Regions from separate parts of the Homo sapiens genome. Here region 1 is linked to region 2. Evidence: chromatin loops called from intact Hi-C (ENCODE). Cell type or tissue: Caco-2. All regions are shown on one strand. Each heading gives the region's core, and the rest is flanking DNA. Links, peaks and the distances in the headings are about the cores only.

What was found. A loop is a pair of places that touch in the nucleus more often than their neighbours do. Peaks named below come from ENCODE experiments on the same cell type or tissue, not always from the same donor. Only the 100,000 strongest peaks of a DNase experiment are listed, where the experiment ranks them.
Region 1: it touches region 2 in a loop (6-fold over the local background); 3 of 110 quality-filtered maps call a loop at or near these places.

Annotation. Positions count from the first base shown.
Region 1 is chrX:128,457,723-128,473,620 of GRCh38, forward strand. The region is part of intron 4 of LOC107985698 (a long non-coding RNA gene); the gene reads right to left. Among named protein-coding and RNA genes, the nearest start is that of ACTRT1, 410 kb to the left of the region's middle. In Caco-2, for the core only: no CTCF peak of the experiment used is centred there; no DNase peak of the experiment used is centred there.
Region 2 is chrX:128,968,205-128,984,102 of GRCh38, forward strand. All of the region lies in intron 8 of LOC124905213 (a long non-coding RNA gene), which reads right to left. Among named protein-coding and RNA genes, the nearest start is that of SMARCA1, 550 kb to the right of the region's middle. In Caco-2, for the core only: CTCF peaks have their summits at 7,687 (motif pointing left) and 7,888; a DNase peak (open chromatin) is centred at 7,707.

The DNA.
Region 1 (15,898 bases), core at 4,097-12,096, 510 kb before region 2:
TAAATAATGTCTCCCTTACTGTTTTAACAAGCACCAGAATAATTTTTTCTTTAACAAGCGGCAGGATGCTAATGCAACAGCATTGTCTTAAGAATTTCAAGGGAGGCTGGCTGCACAGGGATGTTGTTCTGGCTTCTGTGGTATGGGCTATCCTTTTAGTGATAGAGGATCCTGTTTCAACTTGTCCAGCATGGCACTGCCAGAGAAAAAGGGCAATCTCATCCTGAACACTAGACAAAAGCTATAAAGTACTAGAAAAGGACAAAAGGAATGTTTATTCCTTCGACAGCCAGTACCAAAGAATGCTCATTTTTAGCACTCTGGCTTGTGGAATCAAACTTGAGACAAAACAGTAATGCTATTTTCTCGTCCTTGAGTGACTGTCAGATGCATTATTCTGGGTTGGGCTGCTGTTGCCAATATACTGAGTTATTACCTGTCTCCGGGATACCAGGCATATTTTAACACATTCTAAGACCAGAAATTTTTCTCTTGATTGAACAGCAAAGCCCATGAGACCACTGACAGGCTTCAGGATCAGGGGCAAGAGTGAGTGAGGCGAGTCTTAATGGTAAGGAGAAATAACAACAAATTTCTTTCAAAGCAATCAGCTATACTGGCATCTGCTGTGAAAAACATGCAAAAAAGACCTGTTTCAGTGTGTTTTTTCTTTCTTTTTTTTCCCCGTGCTGAAGAAACTCCCATGGACTGGGAAAAATATGATACGGTGTGAATGAATGAATGTGAATTAATCCTCCATAGGTGGTGAATACCCTAAGCTTCATTACTCAGAGGAGAGTCTAAGTTAGTATATCATTCCCCACACCCTCACCCAATAAATAGACACACTGAAAATTAAGGATAGTTGACTTTGCCAAACTTCCTCTGTAGACTACTTATTTAATCACTATCTCAGCAGGTCACTATCCCTACACTTGCTATAGCCAGACTTAGAAGACAGTTTGAGAATGCTGAACTTCTAAATGGGCCCGAATCCTGATGCCTCTGTTTCTTCATTTGGAAATTGGTACAATACCTGACTCATATTTTTTGTGTATGTGAAGATTAAATAAAATAACATAAGCAAGTCCCATAACACATGGGTACAAAATGGAAGTTATTAAAATAATAGTCTCCTCTTATTTACCCACTCTTAAGAGAGTGAGCATAAGACTATTTCCCCAAACTAATTAAATATATTATCTATTATCTATGCACTGTAAATTGAACATAATCACACTTTTTTTTTACCAGTGTGTAAAACATGCCTTTGGAGCAGAAACACCTACTTCTAGCAAAACAGATGGAATCCTGAAAGCATTTTCAACTTGCATCACTCCAATGCCATCTGAGTCTATCCCACAGAGATGAACATCGCATTAGTCATCTTGCAATGGTGTGGAGCTCACATATAACCTTCCATGAATCATAAGAAGAGAAAATCTCTCTCAAAAGTTTTATCCAGAATAAAATATTAAAATGTCGACTCAAATTTCCTTATTGCATTTTTCCCTTACCAACTTTCTCCCTTCCCCACTGCATGACCAATTGTGGCTAGGCATTGCTGAGGACTCTTCTCTACCACCCACCCCCCACAAAAATTCCTAATATTATTTTTAATACAGCTATCTTTAAATGAAGGCATTAAAATTACCCTCTGAATCAGAAGTAAGAACATACATTTTCACCTCTAAATTAACAATACTTTAACAGATTTTGATTATTTGGGGGTTCAAACAAAGCAGCAAAATTTTAAAAATCATCTACCATGTGATGTTTGATGCCAAGCTTGGGCCATAAGGTATTTGAAACAGTTGAAGTAGTAAATTTAAGGTAAATACTATTTATGATGGAAACAGTCACAGGCACTTTAATATAACACTATCAATAGGACTGAGCTCTGGGAGTGTAAAAATGGTAGGTGGTATAGAAAGCATTAAGACTTATAAGTCTGTGTGTACTTGAGAGATGGGGATGGGGGTGTACTCACAGTGGTTCAAATTTACTAATACTGCGAGAGGATATTTTAAAGAGGAGAAAGCTGTTGGGAAACATTTTTTAATGGTACAGAAGGAGTAAGTTCCACATACCACTGTGGAGCCTACTCCTTCCTTCTCCCTTACTCTAATTTCTGCAGCATCTCTCCCTTGTCTACTCTTCACCTCTTGCAGTCCTCCGAGGGAATCTAGTAAGCCAAGAGTTATTTTTACAATTGTTCCTAAAGGTGAAATGATGAGCATAATTAAGTCCCTCACTTCCCCCTTCCTCCTCCCTATTTCTTCATTTTATATAGTCTTCCAAATACTAATTAGATAATCTGAGAATTAAATCTTCCAATTTCTACCTAAGGTCTTTTCTCATAGCAAATCCCCAGGAGAAGGGAAAGGTTTTCTTTTCCTTGTAATTTTTGAACAATCACTGATTAGTCAGGCTTGGCAGCTGTTAAAAAATCTCGCTGTAGCCTGAACCTTCCTATTGATTAGCTGATACACGGCCTAAGAGCTGGCTGGGCTGATTGCTTTATCACTAAAGCATTGGAGAAGATTAGTTAGGCATCGTTATAAACTCCTATTTATCTAGAACTCAAATCACCAGAAAGTTCAAAGAGTCAGAATTATTTCTAGGTGTTGTACAAAAGAAGTAAGTGCAAGGCAGGAGCCCAAAGTGTTGGCTGAATAGCCTATTTCTGCCTCCCTTTCTTCCTCCCTCTTTTCTTACAATGGGTATTAACTGAGTGCTTACTATGTTTCAGAGCACTGAACTAGGTTTGAGGGATAGGAAGATCCATAAGGTATTGTCCCTGCACTTGAGGAGACTGACATTAAAAATATATTAATAAACACAATTAACTAAATATAGTCATACAAAGTTGCACATGCGGCTGTGGCAATGCAGAGGAGATAGCATGCTTTTACTCAATTGAACTATTAGAATCATTTGATTGAACTCCCATCTTTGGAAAATAGGTGATAAGTGTATCATATGGAAATGAGTGCTGGTGTGGGAGCTAACTATGACTGGTTTTATAGTCTGACTCTGATATGTACTAGTTGTATGAACCAAGCTGTCACTCAATTTTTCTGAAAGTCATTTATCATTTCTGAGCTTTGTTTTCATCTTCTGCCATTTGCAACTCGTAATACTTCACGTGTGTTGTCTTTCTGGTTTCTTATAAGGGCAGTAATATTTATCTCTACAAAAGAAGAAATCGCAGTCCACAATAAGTTAGTGACTTGCCTAAGTACATCCAGCTGATTTGTAGCAGATTGGCTGATGCCAAGTGCACCGTTCTTTCCCTGCCTTTTCTCGTCTAACCCATAGAGGTCACTAAATTACACTTAGCAAGAACGCAGACATCCTTTTAATAAGATTTTCAACCCTGAGAGGTAAAACTCATGGGATTTCTGTTTATGAGACTATCTCATTAAATAGCATCCCTTAATCAATGGAAACCCTTTCCCATGATACACTCAAACCTTGGTCCTTCTGGTTAATTGAATTAGTGATATATTTAGTATGATCTTTATAACTTTAAAGCAGAACTTTCAGTTCTATCTTTGGTCTATAAGCCCAGGCAGTGCACAAAGCCTGTTAGCCAGAGGTTTGGCAGACAATTGTATCAGCCACGCGTTGCTCTCTGCCTTTCACTGTGCCTGAAAGAAATTGAATGGGAGATACCTGGAGTTTCTTTGATCACCTTGTCTCCTAATGTCTAGCAGCTGACTACCTACTTGGAAAGTGAAAAGTCAGAAAAAAAGCTGCCTTAATTTTTATGTACCATACCCCTAAGCTTAAGAACAGACTAAAACCTGAAATAAAACTCCTTAGAAATGTTATTGTATCAGAAACCAAACAGTATCTTAATATTGGTAAAATGATAGCTATAATTTTAGTTTAGTGGGCTGGAATGAGGAACACCTGATTTGCCTCTAATAATCCTGGCATTTGGGAATAGTGATAAATGACTGAAAGTTATTAGACGTGTCCTGCAAAATGGTGCTGGTAGGTGGGAACTTGAAGTTTGTCATTCGTTAAATGGAACTGACTTCCCCAATTGGACCTAATTATGACAGCCATGATAAATAGCCTTTCTGTGTTGGCATGTTTATTTTTCAGGAGCCTGAACAGGGAAATTGGTTTTATGTATTTGTGTAGGTGGGAATAATTACAATTTTTATCATTTTTTATAACAAATTTATCACCTGATAATCCGAAGGTAAGATCAAACTGCAAAAGCAGATAACTTTACAGTCTCCTAAGCATTTGGGTGTTTGTTAAGCAAGGAGAATATTAATCAGAAATTGAAAGAGAAGTTTATCTTCTTTTATATTCACTATGATTATTCACTAGGTAAACCTCTCTCTAGCGGTCAAATGAGTATATTCTTTGCTTTATACTTAACAACTTCATATTTACCAATAGGGTTCATCAGGACACAGACAGAGGGGAGAGAGAGGGAACAGGTTTTGGTTTTCAATAAATTTTTCTCCATTTGGTTAAAGGAACTTGCAAGTTCATTTATCAGTGCTTTCAAGTTTTTCATTCTCACTAAATGGAAAAAATGAATTCCTTGGAGATGTCTATTAAATATGGCAACAAGTCTTCACTCCAGTCTTTGATTGATTAATAGTTTAGTGTTAATGATAGAACGATAGCTAGATAATAGATATATAAAGAGATAGATGATAGATAGATAGAATCACTTAAAACTTATTGAATAGGCCAAGTATTATGATAACACATTGACTCAAGAGACCTAGGAGATACGTAAAATCCCCACTTTATAGAGTAGTAAAGAGATCCTAGGAGGGTTACTGTTTTTGATTATATGTCTAACTACAGGATTTTGCTGTTTTGCAGGGTTTGTTCTATACTTATGAAGGTCCCAAGATTATAAGGACCAAAAAGTAACATGATTATAAATCTTAGTTATTTAAAGAGTATAAGTTGACATCCCTTTGTCACAGAAAGTTTCACGCACCAAGATCCATCAGGAACTATAAAATGTTTGTTGTAGAATCTGGCACTGTACATACCCACTAAGGCAAGGCAGATATGGAAGAGTCTGAGATGACAGTAGAAATTTAGACTGTTGGTCAAGGCATGTTGTCTCCAAGGTAAAATAGTTTTCGATTAGGATATAGGAAAATAGAACTATGTGGCGTTCTGAGAAGAGTGAAATTCCCAGCAGGTGGTAAAGCCTAGAGATGCAGACTCTAGATGGGCAATTTCCACGTTCAGTGTTTTAGTCATATCTCATTTAATGATCAGAAGCAGGAAGTCATGAAATCTAGCTTAAGTATAAATCAAAATAAGAGTTACGTTGAGGCCGGGCGCGGTGGCTCACGCCTGTAATCCCAGCACTTTGGGAGACCGAGGCGGGCGGATCACGAGGTCAGGAGATCGAGACCATCCTGGCTAACACGGTGAAACCCCGTCTCTATTAAAAATACAAAAAATTAGCCAGGCGTGGTGGCGGGCGCCTGTAGTCCCAGCTACTCGGGAGGCTGAGGCAGGAGAATGGCGTGAACCTGGGAGGCGGAGCTTGCAGTGAGCCGAGATGGCGCCACTGCACTCCAGCCTGGGCGACAGAGGGAGACTCCGTCTCAGAAGGAAAAAAAAAAAAAAAGAGTTACGTTGAAAGATTATGCTTCATTCTATTCTCTAGTGACTGACTTACTCTATTTGTTGTGTGCTGTGACTCATGCATTTTTATTAATAATTTTAAAATCAATACTTGAAGTAAAACTGAAGACATCACAAAACATCTGTTTCACAATACCCCTCTTCCACCTCCCCAAGTCCAAAAAAAGTTTGATAAATTTTGAATAAATCATATCCTGACCTATTTTTCATTGCTCATTTATTCATTTATGCATTTATGCATTAATCCAACCAATATTAATGTAATAATTATTTTTTCTCAGGCATTGTGATAGATTGTAGGTATGTGGTTGTAAACTATACACACATATTATCTGCCTTCATGGAGTTTATAGCTGAGTGAGAAAACAAAGTATATGTAAATAAACAATTGAAAATACATACAAATTCATTTTGTGCTAAGCAAATAAAAGGATAAAATAGTGCAATTTTGAAATCAGCATTATAGAATTTACTTCATTATTATTATTTTTCTTTCCAACTTGTATTTTAGGTCTAGGGAGTACATCTGCAAGATTTGTACATAGGTAAAATAGTGTGTCACAGAGGTTTGGTGTACAGATTATTTCATCTCACAGGTAATAAGCATAAAACCCACTAGGTAGTTTTTTAAATCCTCACTGTCTTTCCACCCTCCACCCTCAAGTACATGCTGGTGTCTGTTGATCCCTTCTTTATGTCCAGAGTCTAAGTTAGAATATCATTCCCCTCACCCTCACCCAATACACAGACACACTGAAAATTAAGGATAGTTGGCTTTGCCAAACTTCCTCCGTAGACTACTTAGTTAATCATTATCTCTGCAGGTCACTATCCCTACACTTGCTAAAGCCAGACTTAGAAGACTGTTTGAGAATGCAGAACTTCTAAACGGGCCCGACTCCTAATGCCTCTGTTTCTTCATCTGGAAATTGGTGCAATGCCTGACTCATATTTTCTGTGTATGACTCAGTCTCCAGCACGTCTTTATTAGCAGCATGAGAACAGACTAAGACAATCATCTTTGTACTGGTTCTGTCTCATCTGTGCAGGTTCATATTTCTTTAATCTTTGAAGTCTCTGGCCTCTTGGTAGAGCCTTTTCCTTTAACATTCTTTGATGTCCTTGAGGTTACGACTGTGGTAAAAAATTGGGTTTAATCGACTGGATTCATTTATGAACAATTTCACGTGGCCAAAGCTCAGCTCAGCACTCCTGGGCTGCATGTTCTAATCCTGGCAGGCTGAGCCATGTTCACAGCTTTGTTCTCTGGCCCCTCTACATTAAGCACCTGCTTCATTGGAGGGGCCAAGGTGTTCCCCAACTGCTGGCAACAACACTTTGATGGGGAATGCCAGCAAAAGTGATTTTTTAGGGTGGTGACAGCAGGGTGCACACTCACATGTGGTGCACTGCCAGTGACAGGGTGGTGGTGGTGGTGCGGTGGGATCTGTGAACATGCATACCAGTGCTGGCAGGAAGGCACCACAGCGGGATCCATGCATGCGCATGGTGACGGTATGACAGGGCGACAATACAGTGGGGGTCCACACGTGCGTGACTGTGTCAGTGGGAGTAGTGCAGCAGAGTCAGTGTTCATGGTTTATTTTCTCATAATATCTGTGGTATTATCTGAATGTTGATCTCTCCCTAAAATTCATATATTGAAACCTAATCACTAATGCTATGGTATTAAGAGATGGAACCTTTGGGAAATGATTAGGTCATAAGGGCTCTACCCTCATGAATGGGATTAGTGCCCTTATAAAAGAGGCTTGAGGGCCTTTTTTCTCTCTGCTGCCATGTGAGGATACATCAAGAAGGTGCCATCTATGAGGAACAGGTCTTCACCAGACATCAAATGTGCCAGTGCCCTGATTTTTTACTTCCCAGCCTCCAGAACTTTGAGCAATACATTTCTGTTGTTTGTCAATTACCCAGTCTAAGGTAATTTGTTATAGCAGCAAGAATTTAACTCACACATTTTGCTTTCTCTTAACTCAGCTCCCACATGTCTCAGATGACTCTGTCACAACTTCTTACGACTTGTGTGGGCCCCATACTCTCTTGTGATCACAGTTACTATCTCTTCTTTCAAATTTTCAAGAAAAAGTTACTTTCTATCTACCTAATGGATTCACTGACCCTTAATCAGGTGCATTTTCCTTTCAAATCAGCTATGGTCTATATCACATGGCCGATTTACAACTTGTTAAGTCTCCAGGTATGAGGAAACTCTCTGAGAAGGTGGTATGAACAGGCTAGGTAAATCATTATGTATACGATATGTATGCATGTGATCAGTGGTTATCTGGGTGCAGGGCATCAGGCACAGTACTGAAAAAATGGAAACTAGGAAAACAAATGAAGACGTTAGCCCTTGAGGAAGAACTAGGGAAAAAGAAGAACATGGTCCAATGCTGGACCTATGGATCAGTGCAAAAATGGAGGAGAATTCAGCCTTTGGAAGTCAAAAAAGGAATTTCCTTATCAGAACAAAGGTGTGTGTTAGAGGTGCAATGATGGCATTGAAAGGGTAGAAAAAAACAGTGAGCATAAACTCAGGAACTACATAATAATTTATTGGTCAAAACCAGGAAAAAGCCTGTCAAAGGCTGTAAGTATACATTACTGACATACACATACCCTTCTGCACTCACCAGCAATGAAGCTGGAATTTTTTAAGTTAGAGATAGCAAATATATAGCTCATGTACTCTTTCTTCCCATGCCTATTACAACCATGAATAATTGATCATAACAACTGGTCCTGGATACCACTACATAAGCCTTCTCAAAAAGTTGTCAAAGTATTTACTGCCAATCTACCAGTGGGATTAAAATAATTGGCTATTACTGGATTTAGCTCTTCTTATGCTGTTTTTGGGTCAAAGCTTTTACTATAGGTAGAGAGATTAGTGAACCAAGCTCTGGACAAATCGAGGCAAAGAAAGGCAACGCAAATGAGGTGAATAGGTTAAGACGGAGAGGAAAACAACATATATGTATTATGCTATGTCACTTTGTCCTCTTTTTATTCATTCTAACCCACTGCAGATATTGGTATGGCATGTGATGGAATGGGCACACATTTTGGAATTAGATATAAATGGAAATATAGATTCCATAATTTACAAGCCTTGGGACCTTAGAAAAATTATTCCAATTTTTTGGTATCAGTTAATTTATCTGTAAAGTGAGAATACTCAGACCTACCACACAGGATTGACAGGATGATTATACTATGTAATATATTTGCAAGCATGATGCCTGGAATATGGGTGGTCCTTGATCAACTCTAAATAAGAAAAAAATGCAAAATAAATTAAAACTATCAAGCACAAGCAAAAATGTTGGTGTTCATCATTCTTTCTGTCTCTGAGATCTTGTGAGTACCCAGAAAACAGTGGATAAAGCAGCACAGAGCCCAGAAAAGACATTATCATAGGTTGATTTGATCTTACCCAAGCTCAGTTCTAAAACTAAGAAAAAGCTGGAGGATGTGAATCCCATCTCACATTTACAGGTGATGCCTGTGATCCCTGGATTTAACTCTAGCCTAGATTGGGAACAGACTCTATGTTGCCTCTGAAATTTCCCGGAAATATATTATTTTAGATGTTGGGGATCCCCAACTGATCTTGACGTCATACAATAGCACGCTTCACTAATGGCTGAGAAAGAAAAGCTGCAGGTATCCACCCTGCTTCCACAGGAAAAAATAAAAATCATATCAACTTCCACATTTCTGCCTCAAGTAAGTGGCACCCAGAGGCTGACTGTTGTACAATCACTTTTGCACCTTGAGTGTAACATAAGACTGTGCTTTTCCAGACACGTTTCTCAGGTTGCCCACAGGACCACAAGGTCAAAACTATTTTTTTCCAAAAGGTACCTGGAAAGTCTTATTTCACTGTGTTTCCAAGAGAGAAAGTAGCTTACTAGTATGCCGCTGTAATAAATTGGGAATCCTTCAATGCTCTTCAGAAGCTAATGGGACAGGATACTGCGTTTGCATTAAAGATCATATTAGTTAAAGTCTCAGCTATTTGCAATGCATTTTAATGATTTCCTCTTTATTTGATGAGGCTCATTCTGCATGCCAAATAATCCTTGATTTTTTCTTGGTGTTGTAGGAGAGTCACAAAAATTCTGAAATAGCCAATAATATTAATTCATTCATATTTTGCTTTGAGACGTATGATATTTTTACATATATTTTTTGTTTGCTGCTGCTTTACCTCATGGGATTTTACTTGGCTTAATAATAACATGAGTTTATTTGCTAATGAGAGTCATGGGGTTACAAGACTCAGAATGCTGGAATTGGGACATTCTAAATTAGCTGTAGCTAATCCACAGAATGAACAAGACACGTGGAAGCAGTTGAGAGGTAATAGTATTCACAAGAGGATGTGTGGAGGACAATAAATAAGCCTTCCATCTTGTGCGAATACTTTCTGATCCCTCATTTTGGGTTGCCCAAAAAGAATCTTCATTTAGATGTCATTCATTTTCAAGAATAATTCTCGGCCTTTTTTTTTGCCATATTTCTGGAACTGCCCTGTTTGGGATCAGGGAGCATTTAGTAAGATTCTCTGCTATTTCCCTTTTGAATGCTTCTTCCTGCCTTACTTCACCCTCTTACCAACTCAGTCCAGTTGGCCCTTCCAAGTGAGACAAATGATCTCAGAAAATGTTCTGTGCTTTATTGAGAAGGTTGCTAAATAATATAGGACATAGAAGACCTGAAGCCATATGAAGTGAGGACTTCATTGCTAAGCTACACACAGTGACTGCACTCCAGCCTTTTTACTGGCTGGAGTGCAGCCACTGTATGAAGCTTAGCCACTGTTTCAGACAGAAACAGCCTTTTCATAAAGATTCTTAAACAGAACAGATTTTGGTTTCTTTCTCATTATAATCTGCTATATAAGAATTCCTTCCAAGTCTACCCACTATGCCCCTAACCCCTCCTGCATAGTATCCAGATCAAAGACATAACACTTAATCTTACCCAGGTCATTGCTTTTCACACCAGGAGTTCCTTCAACTCAGTACAATTCAACTTCACTAAATTCCTGCCTTAACACATAGCTTAAACGGACCATAAGATTTCTTTCCCTTCGCATCACGTCCCAGCACCCCAGGCCCTCTTTCTTCCCATGTATACTGCTGGGATTCGCTCTCACTCTGGAAAAATGAATAGTTTAATACAAGGTCTATTCTTACAATGTGAAGTTGGGGTGGAGGTTAGTCTGTAATGTATATCCTTGTTGCTAAGGATGGGCCCTCACTTTGACTAACTGTTGGACAATTTATCACCCAAAGTCATGGGTCAATGTTAAATTAGAAAGTCAGTCTTTTCTCCTTTATATAATTTTAGTCTCATGGATAAGACACAAACATTTTCATGGTGCATATACTATCTGTATCTCATCATTAGCTGATTAAGAAAATTTCAAATTCCTATTTATGTTCTAGTAGAATTAATTAGAGCTCAAGCCTGGGAGGTACAGTAGTAAAGGAGTACACAGAGCCAATCTCTGCAAGGAATCAGGAAGAAATTGTGCTGGGGTTTTCTCCATCAGCCCTTTCCTCCTTTTCCTTTGACTTTTCTCATGCCACTGCCCATTTCTTATATCTTTTTCTCTTGCACAGATGCAGTGTCTCCTGCAGTACTGTTCTTGTGTCCTTGGTTGAATCTCTTCATTTTCCATACTGCTTCTCAGCATTCCAACCCAGCTACTATTAAGTGTTGAGACTGCCTTGACATCAGACCTAAGCAAGCCTAGATCACAGATCAATTCTTGGAAAATAGGTTAAGGATCACCTACTCACAGATAACCACAGCCCATCACATTCACACTTGGCCTCTCACTCATTCTTTTATGTGAATATGTGTAAGTGTATGTATGTTTGCACGCCTGATCTGTCCTATATTCTAAAGTGGAGGAGTACAGTATAGTAAGGTGGTATAGCACAGTGGCTAACAATGTGGGTTTTTGAGTCAGGCAGACAAGAATTTGCATAATGGTGTTGAAGTTTCTAGTGATGCAAAAGTAGAGAAGTTACTTAAACTCTCCTCTGAAAATGGGGAAAATAATGATATACCATTATCACAAAAGGCTTTGACAGAAGCCTTTTGTCACATATACCTTTCTTATACCATCACAGATTCATGCTCACCCAACACATTAACAACAACCAGGCAAAAGAACAAAATGTCCAAAGTTGTAGTGCAATGTAAGTTCACAAAGACTGAGTGGACTGATTCAAAAAACAAGAACAAAAACTTTACAGCCAAGAAAGCTTAACAGAGGATGACTACCTAGAATGGAAAGACGTGAAGACTCTATTCTTGCATTAGCTGTACTAAATACCTTCCTAAACATTTAAGCATAAGAGGACACCACCTTTTTTTGTTTTTTTGAGACAGAGTCTCGCTTTGTCGCCCAGGCTGGAGTGCAGTGGCGAGATCTCGGCTCACTGCAAGCTCTGCCTCCCAGGTTCACGCCATTCTCCTGCCTCAGCCTCCAGAGTAGCTGGGACTACAGGCGCCCGCCATCACCCCCGGCTAATTTTTTTGTATTTTTAGTAGAGACGGGGTTTCACTGTGTTAGCCAGGATGGTCTCAATCTCCTGACCTCGGACAACGCCCTTTTTATCCCACCAGAACCTGTTTTAGCCTGATGGGATTCATTTACAAAAGAGACAAAACACATATCTAAATCTCGGTTTCTATGTTCTCTAAAGACAAGCTTTCTGTATCTGTTCAGCTTTCATGAAGCTTCCTAAGTCCTCATTCCACACATTTACCGCAAACACCATTACCACAAAAGGCTTTGACAGAAGCCATTTAGTTAAAGTGTAATTTCAGCTGCCAAAAATACAATGCAAACTACCCTGGCCAACTTCTCATTCCTAGGGATGATGATCCTCCCCCAGCTTTCCTATAGTGAGGTGTCAGACTGACCCTTGCCTCAGCAGGCTGAATGGAGAATAGACGGTAGATATCAGTAATGGATCAGTTCCTCTCCTCAGAATGCCTGATCTATAAGGAAAATGAATTACTGGGTTTTAGTTCACTCAAAATAACCAATTATGGATCAGTCTTTGATTCTGACTTTACAGATGCACAAATCCTATTGTCTAAGGCCTTAGCAGGACACTGTCATGTTTCAGGTCCGGATATGCAAAGGGAGCTCTGCATAGATTAGCCAAATGTCCATTTATTTACTTACATGGCAGAATTCAAATGATACGTCTTCCAAAACAATATGCCCTAGTCAGTCTCCTTCTCAAACACATACTTCACAGTTACTAGAGCAGTGTTCTTAGTAGAGCTGCAAAGCAAGAAAAGTTTCTCTACTGGTTTATTGCATCCAACATGTAAGTACCCTGTCACCATACCAGAGCATTCAAGGTGCTTCTACTGTCCTGCTGTGATGTCCTACTTGGACTCCAGGCAATGCCTTTAGCCCAGCACTCTCCCTGTCTCATGTCACAGCCCAATATCCTTTACTATTTTATTTAATCCAGTAAATACATATTGAGCAGTTACTCTGGGGAAGCTTGGATGTTGCCCACTATTTGCCCCTCCAGGGAGGAAAATGTTTTAGAATCTTAGGCAAGATGTGCAACTGGAAAGACAGGCAAAAATCATATTGTGAAGAGCTTTGAATACTAATATTTGAAAGTGCTTGGACTTTACCATTCAGCTGGTGGGCTTCTATGGGAGGTTTTAATATAGGAAAATAACTGTAAGATTTAGAAAAATCACACTGAAGACAGTGTGGAGGACATGGATCTGGTGATTAATACTGAGTAGGGATGCAAAGTACTGTTCCTGGGTATGTCTGTGAGGGTGTTGCCAAAGGAGATTAATATTTGAGTCAGTGGACTGGGAGAAAGAGACTCATCCTCAATCTGGGTGGGTACCATCTAATCAGCTGCCAGCATGGCTAGGATAAAAGCAGGCAGAGGAACATGGAAGGACTAGATTGGCTGAGTCTTCTGGCCTCTATCTTTCTCCCATGCTGGATGCTTCCTATCCCCAAACATCAGACTCCAAGTTCTTCAGCTTATATACTCTTGGACTTACACCAGTGATTTGTAGGGGATCTTGGGCCTTTGGACACAGACTGAAGGCTGCACTACTGGCTTCCCTATTTTTGAGGTTTCAGGACTCAGACTGGCTTCCTGGCTCCTCAGCTTGCAGACAGCCTACTGTGGGACTTCCCCTTGTGATCGTGTGAGTCAATTCTCCTAATAAACTCCCTGTCATATATACATCTATCCTATTAGTTCTGTCCCTCTAGAGAACACTGACTAATACAATGGGTGACATTCAGTATGATCATTACAAAGAGCGTAGTCAAGGACCAAAGCCAGGGTTCCTGGAGAAGTAGAATCAATGTTCAAACTCATGCCAAATCTAAGATCCAGGCCATGGACTGGAAAACAGAGAAACTATCACAGAATCATTCAAAAAAGATATCATTCACTAACCTAAAGTGACCTCTGGCCTCACTTTCTAGTAAGGGCAGTTCAAGCAAAGAGTTCAGATCTTTGGTGTGGCTTCATTAGGCACTCTTAGTGAATCAATGAGGGCTTTATTTTTACTTATTAGGTGAGAAAATGGAATAAAGGAAATGAAAAGAAAATAAAATGGACAAATTTGAAGCAGTTTGACAGACAGGAACACATTTGAGAACAACTTCTACTCATATAATCATCCCAATCACTCTTGCTCCCTGAACCTACAAGGAGGTACCTTGGTATTATTGTCCAGTGGGACGTTCCTAGAAAAATTACCACAGATTTTAGAGCTGTCATGTTTTAATTATTTCTCAATTACTCTTTCTTTATACAAAGTGAAAGAGGGCAACCATCCTGAGTAAGGCTTATCATAAATACATCTTTATATCTACGTATTTCAGCAAATAAGGAACATATGGAACCACTCAAATTTGACAATCACAACTTATGATGTATCCCAGAGGATAGAGTTGTAGTCATAGGTGTTGCAATGATCTTGTGCTACTGTTTTCCTTTGTATGTAGTGTCTGGGTCAGTCATAAATGTGAGAAGTTTAGGTATTTGAGTTAGTTTGCTAGGGCTGAAGTAACAAAGTATGGCACTCTGGATGGCTTAACAACAAATTTGTTGCCTTATAGTTCTGAAGGCTAGAAGTCCAAGATAAAACTGTTAACTGTATTGATTCCTTCTATGGACTGAAAGTGAAAATCTGCTTAATGCCTATCTCCTGGCTCTTAGTGTTATGCTGGCAATCTTTGATGCTCCTTGGTTTGCAGATGCATCACCCCAATCTCTGCTTCATAGGCACATGGCTAAGATCTTCATATGTGTCTGTTTGTCTCCATGTCCAAATTTCCCTTTTTCATAAGAACACAATCACATTGGATTAGTATACACCCTAATGACCTCATCTCAACTTCCTCACCTGCAAAGATTGTGTTTCCAAATAAGGTCACATTCACAGTTACTGAGCATTAGAACTTAAGCATCTCTCAGGGGGACACAATTCAACCCATAACGGATTTCTCCTAGGTTAGTATTGTTACTCAGGCGCATGTGATTAAAGGATAGGCCAGAGTCCAGGTTGACTCACTGAGTCAGATGAAGAAACGGCATCTATGCATGAGAAAAAAAAAAGCCATGCATTGTTTATTCTACAATCAAGCATATAATTATTTTCATAATGAATATAAATCTGAAGTAGGTCCAGAATTTAGAGATAGTACATATAAAAGGACAAAACAACCCAAAGACCATAAGAAATTCTAACTCAGTCTTATTTCACGATACAAACATGTCTCCATTCTTGTAACCAGTGGAAATACAAGCAGCAATGACACAAAAGTGAAATCTAGTAGCCTAGATCAGAGATTACTGAAAAATGGAGATTTGGGTCTAGCCAATTAAATGTGATGTGATCCTGAAAGAGAGGCTGCTTTTTGGTGCTTTGATGTTCATTTAAGATTCACTTTACATACACACAGGCATACACACACACACACATATAAATGCATATAATACACATATATACTTATGGGAAACATACAGGAGACAGAATTGCATAGTGGGTTAGCACAAGGACTCTGTAGCCATATGGTCTCGGTTTCAATCCAGGCTACAATACTTCCTTGTTGTGTAACCTTAGGCAATTCACTTAACATCCTTGTGCCTTGTTTTCCTTCCTTGTAAAATGGGTATAATTGTAGTACCTTTAT
Region 2 (15,898 bases), core at 3,753-11,752:
AGGAAATAAATTTCTGTGCCTGCTTATGGCCAGGAAGGTGCAGAATGACTTCCAAGTCCTCAGATGAAGCATGGAAGTATCAAAGAGAGCCATTAGAGCTGAAGGGGACAGGTGGAGGGATATCAAAGCTGCAACTTACCTAGTAGATGACATTAAGGATCAGATGGCTCACCAGTGCATACAACCCTAGGGAAAGGAGAGATCCTTGCATAGAATGATATTGAGTTTGGCCATCCTATGGGTTTAGGAACCCAAGCAGAAGTTGAACTATAAAAACCTAAATTTGTGGACTGAGACTTAAACCAGCCTCTTCAATATGTAAAAGAAGACTATGTCCTGAAGTAAGGAACCTTTCATGGTTTCCTTAAATTTAGCTGAAAGTTGCTTTTGGAGGGGATGTTATTAAATGGTGCCAACTCCAAAAAATGGTATCACACAGTTGGTTAGGAAAACAGAGGGCCTCAAATGGTACCTCACAGGTGCACATAATATCAACTTCTAACTGCAGGTAAAAATTAGTCTCAAAAAAAAATTAGACAGCAATTAAATGAGGATCATGATGCCTGTGGATGGCACAATTTTCCCCAGGAGAAGCTATCTGTCAAAATTTAGCTATATATATGGAGGTGACATCATATACTTACACAGTGTAACTCATTTTCTTGTCAAACATTTGATCTTAGACACACGGTAGTATTTAACTTACATTTCTAGACACACAGAAGCGCGCGCGCGCGCACACACACACACACACACACACACACACACACACACACACACACACACATCATAATGCTTAAAATGAAAGCCTCCAGGTGAATACAAATGTTCTCTCCTCCACTTCTTAGCTTAGGTAGTCGCAGATATGCTTTTAAACTGTTAACTGGAATATTAACCACATATGACTTTAGATTACATGTTTGTCTAAGACTTCCTCACCTAACTCTTCAAAGGGACTGCCTGCTGCCATCACTCTCCCACCTCACACCTGCCTCTAAGCTTTCTTGAGTTTTCTGTCACTTCCAGCTCAGAAGTGATTCAAGGTTCACCTCCTCTGAGTCCTCCCCAATTTCTAATTTATACTTTACATTTCCTTATTTCTGATTCCCAGCCACTTTGCTATTCTTTTTCCACTGTCAATTTGTCAATCTTCCCCCCACTAAACTACCAGCACTAGGCATTGTGTGGTTCATAAGTTTCCTTCATTGGTTTCATATATATATATATGAAATATATAGATGTAATTTTTTCCTAACTTATAAGGTTTAATCTAAGGAGGTAGCATAGTATAATGACAATGACAAAATGCACTGGACTTGAAGTGTTTACACTCCAAAATCTTAAGTTTGAGTCTCTTTCCGCCACTTACTAGCTGGGTGCATTTTGCAGCTTTGGTGTATCAATGAGGTAAAGGATTCAGGAGAGAAACGGGCTTTAAGTACTAGGTGCATTTTGCAGCTCTCAAGTTTTAGTTTCCTCATTAATAGATTTGAGGGCTGATTTAGATAAAGGTACTGCACACTGGAGACTGTATAGTGAACTGGGCATTCTAATATGCTTTGTTTGGTCTGGACAGTGTTCAAATATTTTTAATGATTTTAGATGGAGAATACATGCTCTGCTTCTCCAAAGTCCCACTCCCTAATGCCTTCCACTCACAAGCTACACCTACGGGCATTTGTGTTTAGAGCCACAAGATTAGGTGCTTTGTAAGTAACACTCTTGCATCTCCAATGGCACTTTATATCTTTTACATTTTTTGCTCTTCCAACAGATACCTCCCACTCCACATCTCCCGGCCACAGTAACATTTCAGTAAAGCAAATTCTCTGTGTCCTGCACTGTGGTTTGAACAATAAAGGTTAAGAAATTGAAGAAGATAAAGTCTAAACAAGAAGAAATAAAGATTCATTGAAACAGCTAGGACTCAAATTTGGTTTTAACAGGCAATATTTGGGACTTCAGATGTCTGTCTGGTCATGATGCACAAAGAACGTGCCCCATCCACATTTGATCCACAACCCTCTTCATCCTCTTGCCTCTCCCAGACGCCCAGTCACTCTACAAGATGCAGGCCATCCCAGGATACCCTCTACTATTCCAGCAGTCTCTGGCCATCTGAGGCTGGAAACAACAAAGAGTACCACCCAGGTTTCAATCCCTTCAAAGAAAAAGGCTTTAAAATGTTCATAAAAGCAGCTCAGCAGGCTTCTTGGATATCAAATCTCTTACAAAACAACATTTTGATGTGTTAAATGTAAATCAATTGGAAGCACATGCATTCAATAGGGCCTGAAATGTGCCTAGGCTTAAAAATAAAGGAAAACATCTCAGTGCAGCGTCTGGGGACATTTGGCAGCTGCAAAATTTTGGAGGGTAAAATGGTTTTTGATATTCCATAGAAACTCAACTATGATGAGGCATCTGGACCCTACCTGCTCCCATCCCTTTTCTGCCTTCTCAATCTAGCTCAATCCAACTATAATACCAAGACATTAACCAGTAATAAAATGGAGATTGCTATTATCTTATTCCACTCAAGAACATCATGTACCAAATGACCACCTGTGGGCTCTAGATGAAAGTATCTATGTCCTTGGAGAAAACTAAAATCCACTGTTGGAGGCTCGCACCCAATTTTCAGGCTGCCTCGTATCTGATGGTAGACTCTACAGTAGAGCTGGGAAGATGTGATTCTCTTCCATAGCAAGTTTCTAATTTGGTGGGAATGAAATCCCTGCTTTCAGGGAAATCCCTACCCAGACAGTAAGACAGAAGTAACATCCAGAGCATATTCAATAGGAAGGTCACAAGAATTAAGCTCCTAACATTGGTATTGACAAATAAAACATAACCACTATTTAGACTGTCCCTAGATTCATATATTTTTGCTACTTAGAACAACATATTTCACGGGTGCTAATAATAAGATAGTAACAATACTATTACTCCAACCAATAAGAATAATATCTTCCATTTATCAGTGCTCTTGGGTTAACAGGAACTGAACAAGACATTTTATATCCATTTATATATATTTTTTTATTTAATCTACCCAACAACCCTGCAAGGTAGGTATTAATAGTCCCATTGGGAAGATATGGAAGATGAATCTCTGATAACAGGACTATATGCAGTCTATAAACATTTAGATGCTTTCTGGCCATGCATGCTTCTGTCTAATGCTGTACTTTTCTTCTCTTCCTCCTCGACACCATTAAATAAAGACTATGTTCTTCCCCTATACTGTATTCCCTTGCTGATAAAAACTCATGTTTCTTACTCAGCAGAAAACCAAGCACTGGACTGTGAACACCATGGGTGTACAACCCATATTGGTAACTAAATGACTGACTTTGTTATTCAGGTTTGATTCTGTTAGAGCCACACTTAAGCAGCAATACTGGTGCCTAGGTGTCTTATGGAGTTTTGCATGAACCAGTGCTCTTAGGTTTTATGTGCATGCCTCCTATTCACAGCACTGAGTCAAGAGTCCATGGTGGTCTTGGCTAGGAGACAAATCTGAGAGACAGACAACCATGTTGTACAGTGATTGTTCCCCTCTACTCTGATGATGAGGGCTTTCTCGCAGGGTCAGGCTCATCACTCCTGATTGGCTCCTTCTTTTTCAGGGAAGTCTTTCCTGAGGAGGTTCCTGAGGCTTACATGTTCCACCAGTTCATTGTGTCCAGTGAACCTTAATCCCAGTTTATGCTCAAGTTGGGTGGGACTGATGGATGGTTTCTGTGTGTAGAAATGTTATGGACCCAACCACAGCACTGTAAGCTAGAGAGCAAGTTCAGAACTGGGAGACCAAGTCAGGCTGTGGCAACTTGCCAGTCTATAGGTACAACCATGGCCAAACCTAGCAAATTCTGGCTTAACAAAGCTAAAAGAAAGATTCAAGTCCACAGTCAGAGGCTGAAGCCAAGGTCTTATCTTGGTAGAAAGTGTCACCAGAGGTTCTTGACCGTCTCAACCCAGAGAATGATTATTGAACCAATGAAACTTGAAAACTCCATAAAAGACAGCGATTTTCAAAAATTTCAATCCATATCACTCTTTATTCATATGAATTCTTTCAAAGAAACTCAGTATTCCTAACAAAATTGAGAAGATGGTTGGCATACTGCTTATTGAGTACAGGCTCTCATGCTGGGCAGCCCTGGGTTCAAATCCCACCTCCACTTACCCAACCTGTGTGACCTTGGACAAGTTTCTTTGTTTCTCCATGCCTCAGTTTTTGTTTTTGTTTTTGTTTTTGTTTTGCCATCTGTAAAATGGGGGTAATAACAGTACCTACCTCTTGGTACTGTTGCAAATGATTGAATAAATGAATACATGGGAAGTTTATGCAACAGTACCTGGTAAATGCTCAATAAATGTTGGATTATCGTTTCAGTAGATGAACTCTGAGTGGCTTTGATTGAAGAAGATGTGGGGTAGGCACCCCAAGGCCCACCCCGTCACTTGGCACTCTTTGGAAATCATTGCTCTGGTACAATATTCCACCCACTCCAAGAATCTCCTCTACAATATCTATACACTGCTTAACACTGCCTGTGATAGAGACCCTGTTACCAGCTCTAATTATTCCAAACATCAAAGTCTTCTCTTATATTGACTCAAAATGTACTACACAGTGGAGTGGGAGATGCCACTAATTCAAGAAGCAAAACAGAAACAGTACAGCACACAAAAACAGTTGTCCTTTAGTCAGACAGACATAGACTCTTATCTCTGCAACTTCTTAGTTGTGTAATCTTGGAGAAGTTACTTAACCTCTCTGAGCAGGTTTTCTCTCATCTGAAAAACAGGGATAATAATCTAAGATATAAGGTTGCTGCTATGGACTGAACTGTGTGCCCCAAAAAATTAATATGTTGAAAACTTAATCCCCAGTTTCTGTTTCTGGAGATAGAATCTTTAGGAGGTAATTAAGGTAAAGTGAGAGCATAAAGGCAGGGCCCAGTCTGATATAACTGTGGCCTTATAAAAAGACGAAAACTCTCCCACTTCCCCTTTCCATACACAGGTACCAAGAAAAGGCCATGTGACCATACAGCTAGAAGGCAGCCGTCTGCAAGCCAGGAAGAGTGCCATCACCAGGAACCAAGTAGGCTGGTACCTTGATCTTGGGCTTCCTAGCCTCCAGAACCGTGAGAAAATAAATTTCAGTTATTTAAGCCACCCAGTCAATGGTATTTTGTTATGGCAGCCTGAGCAGACTATTATAGTTGCTATAAGGATTAAATGAGACAATATGTGTTAAGTGCCTGGTACAAAGGCAGAATTCAAAAAGTCGAATTATTTTTATTCTTAATTCTTTGCTCTGACTTGAATGGTTATGGAGAGCAAATCAAACCCTTCTTCCACATGAATTTGGTCAGATAATTAAAGACAGATGGCATAGAGGACTCACCACAGAAGTTTGCCAGACGTATCCAGTATTTGTCTCTAAATTTAGACTCATTAAATGTGCCTGTTTCCATGACTACACTGTAAGCTCCCTGAGGGCAGAAACCTTGTGTTAGTCCTTTCTGTAGTTCAATTGCCTAGAATTCTGTAGATGCTAGGTGTAAACATTGGGTGGATGTATGAATCAACATACAGCCATAACCTATTAGTGGGCATTTGGAAGTCTCCTGGCCACTTGCTTCTCATATGCAAAAGCTTGAGGATGATTTGCATTTATCCTAGGCTCTTTAGCTGACAGCAAGCTTACTGCTCCTCATCCACAGAGAACACTGTGGCACTGAGTGGAAAACACCCAGCAGCAATTGCCAGGAGCTTTTTGCAACTGAGCTTATGAGCTTCCTACAGGTGGAGGCCCCAAATTTGCAACTTTTCACATTCATTGGGAGACGTAACTTGCTCCTACTCAGAACATTTTCTCTGTCAAAAGAGGTAATTACAAACAATGGTAAAAGGACTATACTGGTTCAATGTTAACTTTGCTAGGCAGGCCTTGTCAGATTTATTATCTTAATCCATTACTTTGAGTGAAATGACCACAACTGTTTTTCACAGAACCATGTCAGAGCTGATGGGTGCATATTAGAAGTAATTGTACTAAATAATTTTCTAAATCTTTTAGAAGAACAGAAGTCCAATGGGACATTTATTTTTGCATATGTGTAGTTAAATTACTCTTCTTGGTGTGAAGTAGAGTTAGGTTTGGAATGGTAGGCAATGAAGTTGTAGCCAAATGGGCTTAGTAATATAACACGAATCCTTTAATAATAGAACTTGTTACTAAAAAGCAGACATTTCACAGCATCTCAGGAAAATTCCCCCAGAATACAAGAGGCAGAAGGGAAGGAAGGAGGCAGAAGAAGAAGGAGAGGGAGAGGGAGAAGCAGAGGAAGGGAAGAAGGACGGAGGGAGAGAGAATTCACTATCATTAGCACAGCAACAGCAGTTTGATGAGAAGAGCTGTCCATTGCTAGAAGAAATAGGATGGGAATATGAATGTTTTCTCTAACAGTAAGGAGCTGATTTTCCCAGACTCATTCAAATTCTTCCGCCCAGTTCCCCATATGATCTATGACAAATGTGGAAATATGATGATAAGATAAAAAGCAAGAAAAATAGTTGGCATTTATCAAATCGTTACTATAGACCAAGAACTTTACAAAAGTTAGCTCATTTAATCCTCCCAATATCCTTGTGAAATGTACATTACCATTTCCAATTTACAGACAGGGAAACTGAAGCTCAGAGAGGTTATGTGAAGGGTCTAAAGCAGCAGTCCCCAACTTTTTGGGTACCAGAAGGCAGTTTTTCCATGGACAGCAGTGGGGGAGGGGAGGTGGTTTCAGGATGAAACTGTTCCTCCTCAGATCATCAGGCATTAGTTAGATTCTCATAAGGAGCACACAACCTAGATCTCTCGCATGCGCAGTTCACAATAGGGTTTGAGCTCCTGGTCCTACGAGAATCTAATGCCACCGCTGATCTGACAGGAGGCAGAGTTCAGGTGGTAATACTCACTGGCCCACAGCTCACCTCCTGCTGCGCAGCCTGGTTCCTAACAGGCCACGGTCTGGACCAGCACAGTTGCAGCCCGGAGGTTGGGAGCCCCCAGGATAAGGTCAAACAGCTTAGGAGCAAAGCCCTGATTTGTGCCCACATTTGACAGACTAAAGAGAGGCGCTATATCTATTGCCTCTCACCTCATCTACTGATCAGGCTGAGGCCAGGAATAGTTTTTGTCTGTCTTCTTCCAATTGTCAGTGATTTTACAAACTCTAAATCATATGTGTTCTTTGCCTTTAAAAAGATACAGCCTCTTCAGTCTGGAATCTGTTTTTATAAGGCTGGGCCTAAACCTTTGACCATTTCCACTAAATGTGTAGGGGTGTGGACCTGAATGGGTGGGTGGTATGTGTGAGAGGAAGGGGTGAAAGAGAAAGGGAACATTGCAGGGGAAAGCAAGGCTGTTCAGAGGCTGGCTTGGAAGCGTAGCTTTGTGGCTGCATGTTGCACCACACTTCTCCTTCTGCTACACAACCTTCTCTTGTACAGACCCCCAACCCCCCAGGGTCTGCAATAGTGAAAGCAGAGGATGAAATGGCATGGGAGCACCTGCAGCCTGCTCCACCGGATGGGAGATTGGGATTTAGGGCGCAATCTGAGGCTCCTTGGAGCCTTCCCAGGTAAGAGCCCTCCCTTCCTAAGATAGCTTGTTCCACTGAAGGGCGCTGGCTCCTCCTGCAGGCCTGTCCTGGGAATTACCGCGGTTTTCGTGTCTGCCTCTGTTCTCATCTGGGATGAAAGATCCACCCTAGGCAGTCATCCTCACCCTCCCAACTCAAGGCCCCCTCCAGAGGGGAAGAAAGAACCACTGAGGAAAGGGCCTGCCCTGCTCCTGCTCCTGGCCAATTACTCTGAGCCTAAGCAGCAACCCTGTTGGAGGAAGGTTTGATGAACTATTCATCACACTTCTAAATAATTCATTTCCCTTTGAGGGCAAGCAGCCCACAGGAGCTGTGAAGTTTTCTTAAGTTGACACCTTTTGAGAGATGAAAAATAAAGCAAAAGCCCCCTTTTAGAGAAATCACAGTTGCTTTATATGCCGTTTCCTGCATCTCTCTTCCGATGTTACAGGGCTCTTCTGTTCTGCCCCATTCCTTGGAATTGGTCTCCTATTGTTTTCTTTGCTTTTTGTTGTTCAAACGACTCCACTTTGTAGGATCTGCTGTGCTGACGCTTCCAGCGTTATTCTTGTCTCTCCTGGCCCTATGGGCTTCCAGTGTATAACAAGCCAACCAAATAGCCTTTAAATTGAAGGTACAGGAGCGAGAGATGGGCGCAAGCCTTTTTGGGGAATGGTTCGTTGTGTCAAATGAGATGCACCCAGAGCATTTCTGAGAGTTCAAGGTCTCCCCTTTGTTCTGACTTTGGCTCCCTGACAGGGCTTACTATCTCTACTTGCCATTCTGTAAACATCTTCTTTCCCCTTCCCTGATTTTTAACAAAACCTCCAAAGAGCTACCCTCTTGGCCAGCTAGGGCCAAACACATTGCATTGTATGAGGCCTCTTTTACTCTATCCCCAGCCACCCATACACCACAGATACATATTTAATATGTGAGAAGCAGGCTACAGGGGATTGTGAGGTTGGAAGATCACAGGCTGTGACTAATTATCTTTTCTGATATTAACCCTGCCTCCTCCTGCTCCCCGTACAGCTATGGGTCTCTGACTGCACCTCAGCAGCAATGGTGCCCCTCCCCATCTGCCATACTCCAGAGGAGACTAAGCAGAGCATTTCTGAGCAGGACTCTCATCCCCTCCACCCACATTGACCTTTGCCTAGTATATTCTCATTTATCCTACCTACACATCTTCTGGAAAACAGAATAGGTTCAGAACCAGAGTTAATAAAAGGATTTAGGGGGAAAAATTAAAAGGACAAATGCCCCTAGATAGTTGGGCTTTCAACCTCACTCTGCTTTGACATAGCATCATACAAGAAAATAAATACAATTAGTAATTTCCCTTACTTAACAAGTAGAAGTCCTCATTGATCAAGGGGAATGAGCAAGCAGCTCGAGCTATGCCTCCCTTTAAGCAAACATAATAAGGAAATGAAGATTTCTAAAATCCTTGTCTTTTGAAGCCAGTTGCCCTATTGCATTTCAGAAATGTTTCAATGTGCATGTATTTGTTGACAAGCTTCTTTTTTTAAGAATTGCTTTAATTAGCAAAATTGGTTGGTATAAAATTATTTTCACAAAACTAAAGATCTAAAACCACTTTAGAATATAGGGTACAGTGAGGTTTCCCAGGGCATAGAATGTGGCTTGGGGCATGCTACATGCAGACCTAGAAAGTTCCAGACATTGGAAGTCTACCAGCACCTCAATGCTACAATTACACTTCAGTTTCAAGATAAAGATAAGATTTTGCAACAGCACAAAGGGATAAACAAAGGTTTAACTAATAAAAACAGTCCCTGCAATGGTTAATTTTGTTTCCATCTGATTGGGACATGATGTACCCAGATATTTGGTCAAGCATTACTCTGGGTATGTCTGAAAGTGTTTCTGGATGAGACTAACATTGGAATTGGTAGATTAAGTAAAGCAGATGGCCCTCCCCAATGTGGGTGACCACATCCAATCAGTTGAAAGCCTGACTAGAACAAAAAGGCTGATCCTTCTGTGAGTAAGAGAGGATTCCTCTTCCTCTTGTCTGACTGCCTTTAATGTGGGACATTAGTTTTGTCCAGCCTTCTGACTTAAGCTGAAACATTATCTCTTCCTAGGTCTCCAGCCTCCTGGCTTTCAGACTAGAATTTACATCATTGGTTCTCCTGGGTATCCAGCTTGCCAGCTGCAGATCTTGGGGCTTGTTAGCCTCCATAATCACATGAGCTAAATCCTTATTTTATTTATGTATATATTTATCCTATTGGTTCCCTGGGATAGAAAGGTCCCTGGGGAGGCCTCGGGGAGCTTTCAATCATGGCAGGAGGTGAAAGGGTAGCAGACATGTCACATGGTGAAAGCAGGTGGAAGAGAAGAATGAAACTGGATCCTCATCTCTCACCTTATACAAAATCAACTCAAGATGGATCAAAGACTTAAATTTAAGACCTGAAACCATAAAAGTTCTAGAAGATAACATCAGGAAAATTCTTCCAGACATTGGCTTAGGCAAAGAGTTCATGACCAAGAACCCAAAAGCAAATGCAACAAAAACAAAGATAACTAGATGGGACATAAACTAAAAAACTTCTGCACAGCAAAAGAAACAATCAGCAGAGTAAACAGACAACCCACAGAGTGGGAGAAAATTTTTGTAAACTATGCATCTGACAAAGGACTAGTATCCAGAATTTACAAGGAACCCAAACAAATCAGGAAGAAAAAAATAATCTTATCAAAAAGTCAGCTAAGGACATACATAAATAGATAATTATCAAAAGAAGATATATAAATGGCCAACAAGCATATGGAAAAATGCACAACATCAATAATTATCAGGGAAATGCAAATCAAAACCACAATTCAATAGCATCTTACTCCTGCAAGAATGACCATAATTTAAAAATAAAAAAAAATAGATGCTGGTGTGGATATGGTGAAAAGGGAACACTTTTACACTGCTGGTGGGAATGCAAACCAGTATAACCACTATGGAAAACAGTATGGAGATTCCTTAAAGAACTAAAAGTAGAACTACCATTTGATCCAGCAATCCCACTACTGGGTATCTACCCAGAGGAAAAGAAGTCGTCATGTGAAAAAGACACTTGCACATGCATGTTTATAGCAGCAAAATTCACAATTGCAAAAATATGGAACCAGCCCGGCACAGTAGCTCACACCTGTAATCCCAGCACTTTGGGAGGCCAAGGTGGGCAGATCACCTGAGGTCAGGAGTTCAAGACCAGCCTGACCAACATGGAGAAACCCCACCTCTACTAAAAACACAAAATTAGCCAGGTGTGGTGGCACATGCCTATAATCCCAGCTACTTGGGAGGCTGAAGCAGGAGAATTGCTTGAAGCCGGGAGGCGGAGGTTGCAGTGAGCTCAGATCGCACTATTGCACTCCAACCTGGGCAACAAGAGTGAAACTCCATCTCAAAAACTATATATATATATATGTGTGTGTATATATATATATGTGTGTGTATATATATATATGTGTGTATATATATATGTGTGTGTATATATATATGTGTGTATATATATATATGTGTGTGTATATATATGTATATATGTATATATATGTATATATATATGTGTGTGTGTGTATATATATATATATATGTATATATATATATGGAACCAGCCTAAATGACCATCCACCAATGAGGGAATAAAGGCAATTATACACACACACACATATATATTTATATATATATATAGATTATGTATACATATACATATATATACACATATACATGCATATATACACATATACATATATATACACATACATATATATACACATATACATATATATATACATATACATACATACACACACACACACACACACACACACACACACACACACACACACACTGTGGAATACTACTCAGCCAGAAAAATGAACAAAATAATGGATGCAGCAACCGGGGTGGAGTTGGAGATCATTATTTTAAGTGAAATCACTCAGGAATGGAAAACCAAACATTGTATGTTCTCACTTATAAGGGGGCACTAAGCTATGAGGATACAAAGGCATAAGACTGATACAATGGACTTTGGGGACTCGGGGCAGGGGAGGATGGGAGAGGGATGAGAGATAAAAGACTACACATTGGGTACAGTGTACACTGCTCAGGTGATGGGTGCACCAAAATCTCAGAAATCACCACTAAATAACTTATCCATGTAACCAAACACCACCTGTTCCCCAAAATCTATTGAAATAATTTTAAAAACTAAAAATGGGCTAAATATCTGAATAGACATTTCTGAAAAGAAGACATACAAATGGCAAACAGGTATATGAAAAGGTGCTCAGCATCAAAGATCATCAGAGAAATGCAAATCAAAACTACAATGAGATATCATCTCACCCTAGTTAAAATGGCTTATATCCAAAGGACAGGCAATAACAAATGCCGGCGAGGATGTGGAAAAAAGGAAACTCTCGCACCCTGTTGGTGGGAATGTAAATTAGTACAACCATTATGGAGAATAGTTTGGAGGTTTCTCAAAAAAACTAAAAGTAGAGCTACTGTAAAATGCACCAATCTCACTCCTAGGTATACACCCAAAAGAAAGGAAATCAGTATATTGAAGAGATACCTGCACTGCCATGTTTACTGCAGCACGATTTACAATAGCTAATATTTGGAAACAACCTAAGCATCCATCAATGGATGAATGGATAAAGAAAATGTGGTACATATACACAATGGAGTACTATTCAGCCATAAAATAAGGAATGAGATTCTGTCACTTGCAACAACACAGGTGGAATTGGAGGTCATTATGGTAAGTGAAATAAGCCTGGAACAGAATGACAAATATTGCGTGTTCTCAATTATTTGTGGGATCTAAAAATAAAAACAATTGAACTTATGGAAATAGAGACTAGAAGAATGGTAACCAGAGGCTGGGAAGGGAAGTGGGGATTGTTAATGAGTAAAAAAGAAAAAAAATTGTTGGAAAGACTAAATGAGACCTAGTATTTGCTAGCACAACAAGGTGACTATAGTAAAAATTAATTTAATTGTACATTTAAAAATAAGTAAAAGAATATAATTGGCCAGGTGCGGTGGCTCACTCCTGTAATCCCAACACTTTGGGAGGCCAAGGTGGGCAGATCATCTGAGGTCAGGAGTTTGAGACCAGCCTGGCCAACATGATGAAACTCCATCTCTACTAAAAATACAAAAAAATTAGCCAGGCATGCTGGTGTGTGCCTGTAGTCCCAGCTACTCTGGAGGTTGAGGCAGGAGAATTGCTTGAACCCAGGAGGCAGAGGTTGCAGTGAGCCGAGACCACACCACTGCACTCAAGCCTAGGTGACAGAGGGAGACTCCATCTCAAAGAAAAAACAGTAAAAGAGTATAATTGGATTTTAACACAAAGGATAAATGGTTGATGTGATGGATACCCCATTTACCCTGATGTGCTATGTGCTTATTATATTACACATTGCATGCCTGTATCAAAATATCTCAGCTAACCCACAAGTATATATACCAACTATGTACCCACAAAAAATAAAAATAAAAAATTAATGTAAGAAAGACATACAAATGGTCAAAAGGTATGTTTAAAAATGCTCGAGACCAGCCTGGACAACATAGTGAGACCTCATCTCTACAAAAAATAAAAATATTGGCCCAGTATGCATAATCAAGCAGGTTTTATCCCTGTGATAAAAGGTTGGTTCAACATACACAATTCAATAAATATGACTCATCACATAAACAGAACTAAAGACAAAACTCACGTTATTATCTCAATAGATGCAGAAAAGGCTTTCAATAAAATTTAGCACATTTTCATGTTGAAAATTCTCTCTTTTTTTTTTTCTTGAGATGGAGTCTCACTGTGTCACCCAGGCTGGAGTGCAGTGGCATGATCTCGACTCACTGTAACCTCCGCCTCCCGAGTTCAAGCGATGCCCCTGCCTCAGCCTCCCAAGTAGCTGGGATTACAGGTGCCCATCACCACACCCAGCTAACTTTTTGTATTTTTAGTAGAGATGGGGTTTCACCATGTTGGCCAGGCTGGTCTTGAACTCCTGACCTCAGGCAATCCACCTACCTTGGCCTCCGAAAGTGCTGGGATTACAGGCGTGAGCCACCACACCTGGCCGAAAACTCTTAAACTAGGTATTGAAAGAACATACCTCAAAATAATGAGAGCTACCTATGACAAACCCACAGCCAACACCATACTAAATGGGCAAAAGCTAGAAGTATTCCCCTTGAAAACTGGCACAAGACAAGGATGCCCTCTCTCAACATCCCTATTCAACAGTGTACTGCAAGTCCTGGCCAAAGCAATCAAGCAAGAGAAAGAAATAAAGGGCATCCATATAGGAAGAGAGGAAGTCATACCATCCCTGTTTGTAGATAACATGATTCTTTATCTAGAAAACCCTGTAGTTTCATCCCAAAAGCTACCTCAGCTGATAACTTCAGCAAAGTCTCAGGAGACAAAAATCAATGTATAAAAATAACTAGCATTCTTATACAACAACAACAGTCAAGCCAAGAGCCAAATCAGGAATTAACTTCCATTCACAATTGCCACAAAAAAAGAATAAAATGCATAGGAATACAGCTAAGCAGGGGGGTGAAAGATCTCTACAATGAGAATTACAAAACACTGCTCAAAGAAATCAGACATGACACAAACAAATGGAAAAACAGTCCATGCTCATGGATAGGAAGAATCAATATCATTATGACGGCCATACCACCGAAAGCAATTTATAGATACAATGCTATCTCTATGAAACTACCAGTAACATTCTTCACAGAACTATAAAAAAAAATTTTAAATTCATACGGAAGCAAAAAAAGAGCCAGACTAGCCATGGCAATTCTAAGCAAAAAGAACAAATCTGGATGCATCAGGCTACCCAAACTCAAATGGCATTACAGGGCTACAGTAACCAAAACAGCATGGTGCTGGTACAAAGACACATAGATCAATGGAACAGAATAGAGAGCCCAGAAATAAGGCCACACACCTACAACCATCTGATCTTTAACAAAGCTGATAAAAACAAGCAATGGGGAAAGAACTCCCAATTCCACAAGTAGTGCTGGGATACCTGGCTAGCCATATGCAGAAGATTGAAACTGGACCCCTTCCTTACACAATATACAAAAATCAACTTAAGGTGAATTACAGACTTAAATTTAAAACCCAAAACTATAAAAACTCTGGAAGACAACCTAGGCAATGCCATTATGGGCATAGGAACAGGCAAAGATTTCATGGCAAAGATGTCAAAAGCAATTACAACAAAAGCCAAAATTGTTTAATGGGATATAATTAAACTTTAGAGCTTCTGCATAGCAAAAGAAACTATCAACAGAGTGAACAGACAACCTACAGAAAGGGAGACAATTTTTGCAAACTATGATTCTGACAAAGATCTAATATCCAACATCTATAAGGAACTTAAACAAATTTACAAGAAAAAGCAATGAACCCCATTAAAAACTGGGCAAAGGACACAGACAGTTTTCAAAAGAAGATATACATGCAACAAACAAGCCTATGAAAAAAGTTCAATATCACTTATCATTAGAGAAATGCACATCAAAACCACAACAAGATACTATCTCACACCAGCCAGAATGGCTATTTCTAAGAAGTCAAAAAATAACAGATGCTGTCAAGGTTGCAGAGAAAAAGGAATGCTTGTACACTGTTGGTGGGAGTGTATATTGGTTCAACCATTGTGGAATACATTGTGGCAATTCCCCAAAGACCTAAAAACAGAACTACTATTTGACCCAGCAATCCCATTCCTGGGTATAAACCAAAGGAATATAAATTATTCTATCATAAAGAAACATGCATGCATATGTTTGTTGTAGCACTATTCTCAATAGCAAAGACATGGAATCAACCTAAATGACCGCCAATGATAGACTGGATAAAGAAAATGTGGTACATTTACCCCATGGAATACTATGCAGCCATGAAAAGAATGAGATTATATCTTTTTCAGGAACATGGATAGAGGTGGAGGCCATTATCCTTAGCAGACTAATGCAGGAACAGAAAACTAAATACCATATGTTCTCACTGATAAGTGGGAGCTAAATGATGAAAACACATGGACACATAGAGGGAAAAAACAGACAGTGGGGCCTATCTGAGGGTGAAGGGTGAGAGGAAGGAGCGGATCAGGAAGCATAACTAATGGGCACCAGCTTAATACCTAGGTGATTA